2 separate regions of the Homo sapiens genome follow, and region 1 is linked to region 2. A link is an interaction called in ENCODE POLR2A ChIA-PET data of the cell type or tissue named here. Cell type or tissue: PC-9. All regions are shown on one strand. Links, peaks and the distances in the headings refer to the core of each region. The heading gives the core; the rest is flanking DNA.

Region 1 (2,500 bases), core at 1-2,500, 190 kb before region 2:
ACAAAAACAACAAAATCTGTATAAAATAATGTTGAATCATAAGGACAAATTGCTTACAGTTGTATAAAAATCTACAATAATGGCATCCGAAAATATTGTAACGTGCGTAGACGGTATAGATTTTGCACTCTTTTCTCTTTACATTCGAGTTAGAGCTTTCTAAGAATTATTCAACTACAAACTCAAGTTTTTTCTTTTATTCATTTGAATGTAGATGAACTCTTAATTCCTACAAGTATTCAGGAGTAAAGTTCTTCTATCAGATTTTTTTAGAATGAGTGATTTGGTTTTTTGTTGTTTTATTTTTATTGATATCTGTGTATTGGTTATATCCCCTGGCATAATTGTGGTGTCATTTATTAAATATTTTATTTCCAGTTACCTGACCTTAAAGATGCTGAAGCTGTTCAGAAGTTCTTCCTTGAAGAAATACAGCTTGGTGAAGAGTTACTAGCTCAAGGTAATAGTCATTGAAAAGCTAAGGAAATGGGTAGAATTTTTCTCACTGATAGAAATTTATAATGATAAGGGGCTTTGTTTGTGTAATTTGGCTGTTAGAAAAGGTACTCCAAGTATCTCAAGACAAGTTTTTAGGCACTTAATAATTGGAAGATTATTTTGTGTAAGACTGGCTCTAGAAAGAAATATTCCTTGTGGGATATTGTTGTCCATAATATATTTTAAGTGAGTTTTAGGTTTTCTTGCTATATCATATGATGTAGAAGATAGTAAGTTTTTACAAATGAGGTTCTCTTACTCTGAAGTAGTTTCTAATGTATAGCCATAGTGCGATATGTAAATAGTAACTGAAGGAATGTGAGCTAGGAATATACTCCTCAACTCCTTCATCTAATCTTCAGATCTTTTCCAGTATTTATAGGAAGGAATGGCTAATGTAAGGTCCCAGAGAAGGTTAATTTACCTAATCAAGGTCACACGGTGAGTTCATGACCCCTTATTTCAGAACCAACTTGTTATCTGATCCAGAATTTAGCCTTTTCATTACATTGTACTTCATTTATTTCATCAACAGTGCTAAGAAGTTTCTAAAAAATATTCTATCTTTAAAGTTCAGCTATGAAATTGAAATTATCAAATTGACAAACGTGAGAACCGTAATTTACTCAATAATCTCAAAAGTAGATTTGAAGTAGTTGCTATCGTTATTAAAACTGCTATCAAATATTTTAAAATTCTGATTGCTGTATCAATAGATTTAGATAGAATTGAACTACATGATGTGGGGCATTTGTGTGTGAATGAGTTTGTTTTGTTGTTTCTTTTATGGGGAGAGTTTAATTCATTTAAAATGGTGGTAACTAACTTTATCACGTCTCCCCTTTGCCAAGAAATACTTTTTTGATATCAATAGAATTGCTCAATTAATTTGACCTAAAGAGTCACAGTACTCAAATTGCCAACAGACTGGGAAGGGGTAAAAATCAGTGAGTAGGGACAGGCATGGTGGCTCATGCCTGTATTCCCAGCACTTTGGGGAACTGAGGCAGGAGGATTGCTGGAAGCCAGGAGTTCGAGACCAGCATCGATAACAAAGTGAGACCCTCATCTCTACAGTAAATGAGAAAATAAACCAGGTGCAGTAGTATGCACCTGTAGCCAGCTACTCAGAGACTGAAGTAGGAGGATACCTTGAACCCAGGAGTTTGAGGCTCTAGTGAGCTGTGATGGTGCCACTGCATTTCAGTCTGGGCAACAGAATGATATGCTGTCTCTTAAAAACTATATACATAAAATCTGTAACTGCAGAGGAGTACAAGATAGGCACCAGTCAGGAAACATTTCCAAGTCTCCTACAGGCATCACACTGCAATTTCTCCATCAATCTGAGAGAGAGGACCCAGGCATTGGGGAAAGGGAAAGCATTCCCCCTCAGTGCTAAAGCAGTGCTGCATACTGAGTTGCTCTGCTCCTTGCATCGCATAACACTGGGTTTGATCTTCCTATGCTGATAGATAGATTTTATGATATTCTCCATGCTGTTGTATTAACAAAAGATACCACTTACGACGATCTGGCTATCCAGTCAGCAAAAGTTGTAGCAACATCCACTTTGCACAAGAAGGGAGCTCAAAATGACAAGATCACTGCAACTGAGGTTGTGTCAGTGTATCTTCAGCATTGTTGCTAAATCTGCAGATACAGTAATCAACAGTGCTAGTTCAGAAGAGATTTAATTATAGTATGTATTCAGAAGCAGGAACTGACTTAGCCAGTCTTTTGATTACTGTAATTCTAAAGTGACCATCAGTGGATCAGTGTGCAGCCCTGGGTCGGATCCCTTGTGATGGGTATCACTACATCATCATTTCAATACCTGGGAAAGGAATTGGCCAAGATGGTGCCTGGGAACCCAGATGACAATGACCTACACAATTGGAGTATCCTGAAACATTGTGTAGATGGGACAATCATAGTCCTCACATTGGCAGTGGAGATTCACCTGTTTCTGCTGATGGTCAAGAGGTTAAGAAAGCTCTTG
Region 2 (8,551 bases), core at 2,664-5,163:
ACCTGAGGGGCTTCAGGGACCCCCCTGATCCAGCACCCTAGAATGCAAAGTCTGTCAAAGATTGAATTCCTCTAAGCTTTTTTTTTTTTTTTTTTTAAGACAGAGTCTTGCTCTGTCGCCAAGGCTGGAGTGCAGCGGCACCATCTCGGCTCACTGCAAGCCCCGCCTCCTGGGTTCACGCCATTCTCCTGCCTCAGCCTCCCGAGTAGCTGGAACTACAAGCGCCCGCCACCACACCCGGCTAATTTTTTTGTATTTTTAGTAGAGACAGGGTTTCACCGTGTTAGCCAGGATGGTCTCGATCTCCTGACCTCGTGATCCGCCTGCCTCGGCCTTCCAGAGTGCTGGGATTACAGGTGTGAGCCACCACGTCCAGCTGAATTCCTCTAAGCTTTTTACTGCCCATCATCCCTATTAAAGAAGGAGGGAAAATGTCTTAGCTTCAGCTGCTGTAACAAAGTACCAGAGCCCAGTGGCTTATAAACAACACGCAGTTCTTCCTCACAGTTCTGGAGACTGGGGGTCTGAAATCAGGGTGCCAGCATGGTTGGGTTCTGGTGAGAGCCTCTTCTGGACTGCAGATGGCACATTCTAGCTGTGTCCCTGCATGGTGGGAAGAGAATGAGACTCCTCTCTGGGGTCCCTTTGATAAAGGCACTAATCCCATTTGCAGGGGCTCCAACCTCAGGACCTAATCACCTCCCAAAGGCCCCACCTCCTAATGCCATTCGTTACCTTTGGAGTTGGGTTTTTTTCAACATAGGAATTTTGGTTGGGCTGTGGGGAGCATAAACATTCAGTCCATAACCGAAAGGAAGTCAGCACAGATGAAATGTAACTCTGCTCTTTCACTTAATTCTCACAGCAAACTGGCAAGGGAGGCAACGTGACTCTTCCTATTTTATGAGGAAAAAAACGGGCTCAAGAGGTGAAGGAATGCTTTCTGGGTTAGAGAGTTAACCAAAGTAGAGTTAGGGGCCCAATCTAGGGTGTAGATGCCAGGCCCGCCTGTCCCTGCAGGGAGCAGGCAGTGACCTCCTCTGACGGGGCCAAGTCCCCTTTTCTCCTTGGTCTGAGGAAGGTGGACGATGAAGAAACAATATCACACGCTCTTCACCCTTCTAGACTCAAGCCAATTTCCACCTCTTCCATGAAGCCATCCCTGATCCCCCAGCTCTGAATCATTGCTCAGCCCTCCACGCTGCCATACATTCTAGCAGCCCCTTTTATCCTGCTTCCCCTACCAAAGAGTGAAGGACCCAACTGCCCCTTCTTCAGCAGTCTCTGTAAACCTTAGGCCCTGGGACGCTGCCCTGCTCTTATTAGGAGTGGAGCAGTGTATTAACAAGGGGATTATGTGCTGGCTGCTGGACTCTGGTGAGCAGAGAATAGAGCTGAGGCTGCCAGGTGTGTGCACACCTGTGCCACGGGCCTGCCCCGGCAGCTGATTTACAGTGTCGGTGAGGAGATGCATCCCCATGAAGGGAAAATCCATCAGATGGTAAATACTGTTTTGAGATATTAGCTCTCCCAAGCTAATTAGTTCCTTCCAAGCCCACCTGGGGTTTCTGAGACTTCTGGTTGCCTCCCCTGCTGGCGTTTTCACTGGGGGAGGGGCACGGTTTGGAGGGGGAGAGCTGGGGGAAACATTTCCAGTTTCGTCCCAAGTGTCTAAGCTATATTCTCTGTGGATTCCCTTCTTCTTGCCTATTGGTAATCCATCATTTCCTTTCCGGTAGATAAATAGCTATTCTCTGACATCAACCCACATTTTTCTGTTCACTTCTGCTCCTCATAGTCATGGCATAAACCTGCACTCCCAAGCTCTAACTTGGTTCTTGATGTGTGAAGGCATCCTTCAGAATTCTAAGAGAAATCTCTTTCTCAGTGCAGCCTGCCTTTTGCAAATCAAAAGTGCTTTGGTTTTCAGACTATTTATTGTTTCCGCTAGAGATAGACAAAGCCTACTTGAAAGCTGGGAAATGAAGAACCTGAAGTTGGTGTGCACAGTGGGTAGGAAGTGATCCTGCCACCTTGGGGGCTGGGCTCAGGCGGGTTTGTCACCAGCAGTCCTAGGGCCACCATTCATCTCAGGCTTCATAAATGTGTTCATAAATGTGAACAGACTTGGTAAATGCGACAATCTCTGAGCAGTAGTGTTCTGAGGAAGGGGAACGTTTTTCTGAATTTGCGAACAAGCCGGTGGGGGTCTTTGACAATGGGTACAAGGAAGTAGAGGAGACAGCAACCTTTTAATGCCTATTGACATCCCACTATAATGAAGCAACATGGGGACACAAAGGCAGGGAGAAGGATGGGGTTGCAGTTGTTGCAGAGTCAGGCAAGGTTGCCACAGGGAGGGAGGGACTGGAATTGGGCTTCGATGAGGCGTTGAATGGGCAGATCAGAGGGAGAGGCATTTTAAATAAGGTGATGGTGGGGACACAGGTATGAGGGACGGACATTCATGGAGTGGCAGGGGACAGCCTGATGGTGTTGAGGGTTGGTGTTAGAGAATAAGAGAAGAGTGAGTTGGTAGATTTGGGTCCTTGAAGGTCAGACTGAGAGGTGGTTCAGTGAGCAGTGAAGGACCCCGGAGGAGGACAGCAGCCTTCCAGAGGGAGGCGGAGGGCAGAGTAGAGGTGAGGTGGAGGGCAGAGTACAGGTGAGGTGACAGAGACCCGGACGGAGGCTGGAGAGGAGGCCCTTCTGGGCTGAGGCCAGGCTGGGTGGAGGGCAGTGGGTGTGAGAAGGAGGAGGTCAGAATGAGGAGACATTCAGAAGGGGAATCAACCGGACTCTGGGGCTCCTTGGAGACAATGAGTCTTCACATCTGTGTGGCTGGAAGCTGATCAGACTTCACCAGGAAGGGGGGCCGTGGAGGAGACCCTGTTGGGGATGCATCGGTGGGACTTTAAGGGTGCAGTGTCCAGTAGGCAGCTGGCTTCGGGAACCTGGAGACTGCAGCAGAGTCAGTGCTGTGTGCCCGCCCAGGGGCTGTTTGTGCAGGGCGACCCGGGCCCGAGGTGAGGCCTCAGGGGACAGAGGCACCTGGAGAGAAGTGTGGAGCAGGTGTGACCTGGGAAAGCCCGTGGCGGGGGCCACTCCACGCAAGAGCAAAAGAGCTTTGGAAAGGAAGCATTGCAGTGGTCATATGTGCCGCTCTGCACTTGTTCAATGGGCTGGTGATTCCTCATTGTTCTGTGATGTTGGTTTCAGTTTTGTAATGAGTTTTCATGAAAATAACGAGCACAATGAAAGCCCACATCCCTCTCAAAGTAGCGGAATGGAAAATAGAACTCTGAAGAACCAGCTCTCTTGACGTTCTGAGGCCCAGACATTTCTCTCAGGGTTGTAGAACAACCTTGAACCTGCGTGTCTCCCTGACCCCACCGGACACCTGCCCCGGACCTTCCTAACGTCTAGGGGGTGACGCACCTGAGTGGAGATTCTCCATGCAGCACCAGGGATTTCTGCCATCGTGGACTTTTTAACAGGTGTTCTCAGGATGAGGACTTTTGGGGTGCACCCCCCACCGGCAGCAGTTGCGTTTCTGGGCTTGAGATTCAAGGCATGACTGAGCAGGTGGGGGATGATGCTATGCATTTTTTGGCATGAGGTCTCTTTCAAGTAAATGAAGAGGCCATTTCAGAAACACTGCAGAGAGAGAAATGTGAGCACACATTTTCTGCTCTGGCCACCATGATTCTTTTGCATCTCGTCACCATTTCCCTGCACTTATGCCACCCCCTTCCCCAAGCTCCAGGGCCCACTAACTGTGAGAACAACGAAAAGCATTAGCTATGGACTCAGCATGCTTCCTCCCCGAGAGCTCCCGACAGCCAGCAGAAATCAATAAATTAGGATAAAGAAAATGACATTTAGCTTTGTCTGGGCTCTCCTGTCTGTATGATTTTGCAGGCTTGGTGTGGAATGAAAATTCTGTTTCCTCTGCTCCCCTCCCCTAAACCTACAGACTGGTCTTCCTGCTTCCCTATGAGTGCCTGCTTCAACCCAGACAGTTCTGACACTTTGACTTACTGATCAACTTTTTTTTTTTTTCTTAAACCACAGTTTAAAAAAAGTCAAACACACACAGTCACGGGAAACAAAAACACACAAAACAACAAACCCTGTTTAAGAGCTGAGTAAGCACTAAGGCATGCATTCCCTCCAAGAGCAAGGGCCAGGATGAGAATTCTCGGTTCAGCTGACTAACGCAGCTCACATTTTAATAGTCTGCAGCTCTTTCTAAGCTGTTAACACTTTACTGTCTTAGAGGATGTTTGGGCTGAATACCTCCCATAGTTCTTCCACTGAGACATACCTTCTCCATGGTAGAGAAAAGCAAACAGGAGTGTTGTAGAGAAAGATGAGTCAGGGGCCAAGTGGGTTGGTGCCAAGACAAAGCAGGAACAAACCAGTGTTCTGGTGCCTTCCGAAAGGTATGTGTTTAGCTCCCACTGATAAGTGAGAACATGATATATTTGGTTTTCTGTTCCTGCATTAATTCGCTTAGGTTAATGGCCTCCAGCCACATCCATGTTGCTGCAAAAGACCTGATTTCATTCTTTTTTATGGCTGTGTAGTATTCCACGGTGTATATGAACCACATCTTTATCCAATTCACCATTGATGGGAAACTGGGTTGATTCTGTGTTTTTGCTATCATGAATAAAGATGGGAACAATAGTCACCGGGGACTACTAGACCAGGGACAGGGGAGGAGGGGCAAGGGCTGAAAAACTACCTGTTGGGTGCTATGCCCATTACCTGGGTGCCAATCGTACCCCAAAGCTCAGAATCATGCTATATACCTTGTAACAAACCTGCACAGGTACTCCCTGACTCTAAAATAAAAGTTGAAAAAGAAAAGGAAAAAAGGAAATGTATGTATGTGTCTTCTACACTTGACTGGTCAGCCAGGGCTGTCCTGTCCAAGCCTCTGTTCTCATCTCTCTCTTCACCCTGACGGCCACGACACGTCCAGAGCTGAAGAACAAAGTGTGCTTGAGGTCGTCTTGAGCGCAGGTTCCAAGATGATTGTTAACACACACAAAGCCTTCCGGACCCCAGCAGAAGGGTGACATTTTCTTCTGGTAGAGTTTGTAATTTAAGATAAGGCAATAGAGCCCGAAGCTGGCAGTGTGGTGTGCACGCCAGCCACATAGCAGCCTCACTTCTCGAGAGGAATCACAGTTTCTGTTTCTAGGTCTCTGGATTTGTACAGCCCAGGCCAGACACTGTGAGGATGCTGGATGGAAGTCTCTGTATAAGGGGCCGGTCCCGGAAATGAGTCCGTCATGTCTGTAGAGAGGTCACCAACAGCTGCCGGATATTGTGCTGCCTCTTCTGGTGGCACACATTTGCTTGGAGGAAAATGCACACTTATTTTAATATTAGATAAAGAGGAGGAGTTCTTCTCCACCAGTGAGCCCGACTCCAGAGAGTTTCTGGAGCCTTGAGGATGCATTTGTTGAGCACTTAGCAAGGGGCTGTGTGCTGTTGGCAGTGGACAAGGCCAAGGGCCTTGAGGCCTCTACTACCTAGGGCAAGGCCAGCAGATGTCTTCTGCAAAGAGCCTGATAGTAAATGGCATGGCTGTGTTCTAATAAAACTTTATTTACAAAAACAGCTGCTGGCCAGATTTGGCCCATTTGTTTGCTGCCCAGATTTTTCCTCTGAGCTTCTCAATGGTAAAAACAAATTCTCACCCGTTTTTTGTCTTCCTAGTGCCTAGCACGAGGCCTGACCCATGGAGGGCCTTCGGTGGCATGTGCCGAGTAATACTCCGTAAATGTCTTCCAAGGAAAATGCTGTGGCTCTCTAAGTAGATTTACAATTTGCAACTTGAGCTGCACTTGGAGTTATGATGCTAAGTTGTTGAAAGGACCGTAGCATCGTGTGTGTGTATGTGCACACACAATGTGCACACGCATCTTAACTCCCCAGGTATGTGGGCAGTGTACAACCCAATTCTGTTGGTCTTTTGACTCTTTCCTTTCCTTCTCCTTCTCTGTTCTTCTCTTTTCTCCTCCTCTCCCTTCTCTTGCCTCTTTCCCTAAATATTCATTATGTACTCTCTGTGTACCAGGTACTATGCTAGACACGAGGGATGTGAGGAAGAGAATCAAGACCTAATGTCTGCCTGCAAGGAGCTTATAGTCCAGTAGCTGAGCTGGCAAGGAGAAAAAAATTCTTGCCCAGGGAGCAGTGTGCACCAAGGGTGCGTTGCACTATGCTGGGGAAATGTGTTCATGGGGGTGGTGCATGGAAGCATGAGAGACAGAAGATATTTGCTGGTGGGGAGGGCGGGCAGAGACACTTTGTGCAAGACGATGCAGTGTGTTTGGGAAAGGTCAGGCATTGGTGTAGCTGGGGATGAGGAATGAGATGGGCCTGGGCCAGCAGGAGGCAGGATGAGGGGGAGGCCCGCCAGGGAGAGCCACTGAGGGGTTTCAGCTGGAAAATAAGGTGATCAGAGCTTCCTGTCTTAGACGGATGCCCTGGTGGTTTGCTGAGGATGGACAGAGAAAGGCAAGCCTGCAGGGTGGGTTGAAGAGCACTGCAAGGCCAGATGGAGGTGCTGAGGTCAGGAAACGGTGCTGTCACCGTGGGGATATGGAGGAGTGGGTGGGAGCAAAGACCTTACTAAGGTTGAATCTAGAGGACTTGGAATCTACATAACTGGTAGTAGACATTTTGAAGCAAAAAAGTAGGTAAGTTGAATACGTGCAGGGAGTCAGGGAGAGAAGAAAGATAAGAACAATACATTTGGGAAAGAAGTAGGGGGAGGATGAGGAGTTGAGTTGGGGAATGTTGAGTTTGAAAATCTATTGTCCAGTAGGATGTTGGGCATTTGGATTTGGTGCTCACAGGGGAAATTTGTGCAGAAGATATTGGCCGTCAAAAGCAGCAGGTGGTTGGAGTTGCAGGATGGAGGCACCCTCTCAGGGAAAAGGTGGGGGGGTTGGCGAGAGAAAACTCTGGGCAGCACCGTCACTTCCAACAGCCATGGGCCATGATGGGAAAGTTCCTACTGGAGGGAAAGCATGGGCAGCATCATCACCTCCAACAACCACGGGCCATGATGGGAAAGTTCCTACTGGAGGGAAAGCGTGGGCAGCATCATCACCTCCAACAACACGGGCCATGATGGGAAGGCTCCTACTGGAGGGAAAGCATGGGCAGCAACACACCTCCAACAGCATGGGCATGATGGGAAAGTCCCCACTGGAAGGAAAGCGCAGGCAGCACCATGGAAGGAGAGCAAGGGCCCTTTTTTGAGGTTGTCTGCATGTTGCTGGCACAGAAATTAATCGCCCTGGCTGAGGAGAGCCTCCAGTGGGAGGCGAGCCCTTGGATTGGGAAACCCATGGACAGAAGGAAAACAGAAGACCTTGACCATAGATTCCAGGTGTTTCTTCCTTCCAGTAATGATTCCTGGTCTGGGTTAGCAGTGGGCCTCTGTACATGCCTCTTTCTCCCTTAAGCAATAAAGGAATAGGGCTGTCGTTTTCCCAATGTTGAACCAAAGTGTGTGTTTTGGGTCATCAGCCCTGTAGGGAAGGAGAAGCCCCTGAGTGCCTTGCCCTGCCTTGGGGAGGGTGCAGCTCTGGACACACAGGGGTGTCCACTTTAGTTCTGCTTTTTCAAACTAAGGAGTGAACTTAACAGCCTTTGATAATTGTCTCAGCTTTTAAGCCATAGATTAAGTTTGAAAGCCATTCTGCAAATACATGGTCCTGGGTGATTTTCTGTTTATAGGACCAAGGCAGTAACGTGTGTCTACTGTTTTGATAAATCTTTCTTATGAAAGTCTGTGTAATTGGTTATAGACATTTTGAAGCAAAAAAAGTTGGTAAGTCCTCATTAAAGGAGGAGAAAACTAAACTAAATAGACAATACAACGCTGAGGGAAAGGAACTGGACCAGACAATTTTGGAAAAACATGATGCAGGGGCAGCCTTTGTGTGTTTAAATAAATTTTACTGAGAAGACCAATAGTTTAAACAGGTAAGTACTGAGAGAGCCTTTCCCTGGAGGTCTCCCTTCCCCATCCCACCTGCCACCTCCCCTCAGGAGTTACCCGTGGGCCTTTGCACCCTGTACTTGGTAGAAGTCTATGTCTGTCCTGCTAACTTTCCCAAATGCCCAGTGAGCATTATCTCCAGGCCATTCATTGACATCTCTCAACCTAGACGAAAACTTCTGACACATGGCACGTTAACCTGCCTGCTTCCGTCTAAACCTTGCATCACAGAGAGACTCATTTGTTTCTAAGGAACATTCCAGACAATGCATTTTCTGGCCTGGGACTTGGTTGACCTCTGGCTTGAGTTGACCTGAAATCCTGTGTCTGCAGGAAACAGTCACAGCTCTGGGCTTTGGGAGGAAAGAACCCCAGAGACGCGTGCATGCTCTTTGGGTATGTGGATGTTGACAGTGGCCTTGGCCAGGTGCCCTGGGAACTCCGGGCACATTTACATGCTTCCTTGGGTGGAAGAGAAGGAGGACAGAAACAGATCAGGCAGGTGGGGGCTCCTAGGGA

Evidence for each region. Peaks named below come from ENCODE experiments on the same cell type or tissue, not always from the same donor. Only the 100,000 strongest peaks of a DNase experiment are listed, where the experiment ranks them.
Region 1: POLR2A ChIA-PET joins it to region 2 with 16 read pairs; 2 of 35 experiments call an interaction of 5 or more read pairs at or near these places.

Annotation. Positions count from the first base shown.
Region 1 is chr1:235,117,778-235,120,277 of GRCh38, reverse strand. TOMM20 (translocase of outer mitochondrial membrane 20) reads left to right here. Exons shown (of 5, transcript NM_014765.3): 3 at 379-460. Among named protein-coding and RNA genes, the nearest start is that of SNORA14B, 8.9 kb to the left of the region's middle. In PC-9, for the core only: no CTCF peak of the experiment used is centred there; no DNase peak of the experiment used is centred there; H3K27ac peaks cover 416 bases.
Region 2 is chr1:234,921,672-234,930,222 of GRCh38, reverse strand. No RefSeq gene overlaps it. Among named protein-coding and RNA genes, the nearest start is that of LINC02971, 31 kb to the left of the region's middle. RefSeq lists enhancers at 2,634-2,723, 3,484-3,563. In PC-9, for the core only: no CTCF peak of the experiment used is centred there; a DNase peak (open chromatin) is centred at 4,162; H3K4me3 peaks cover 520 bases; H3K27ac peaks cover 2,500 bases.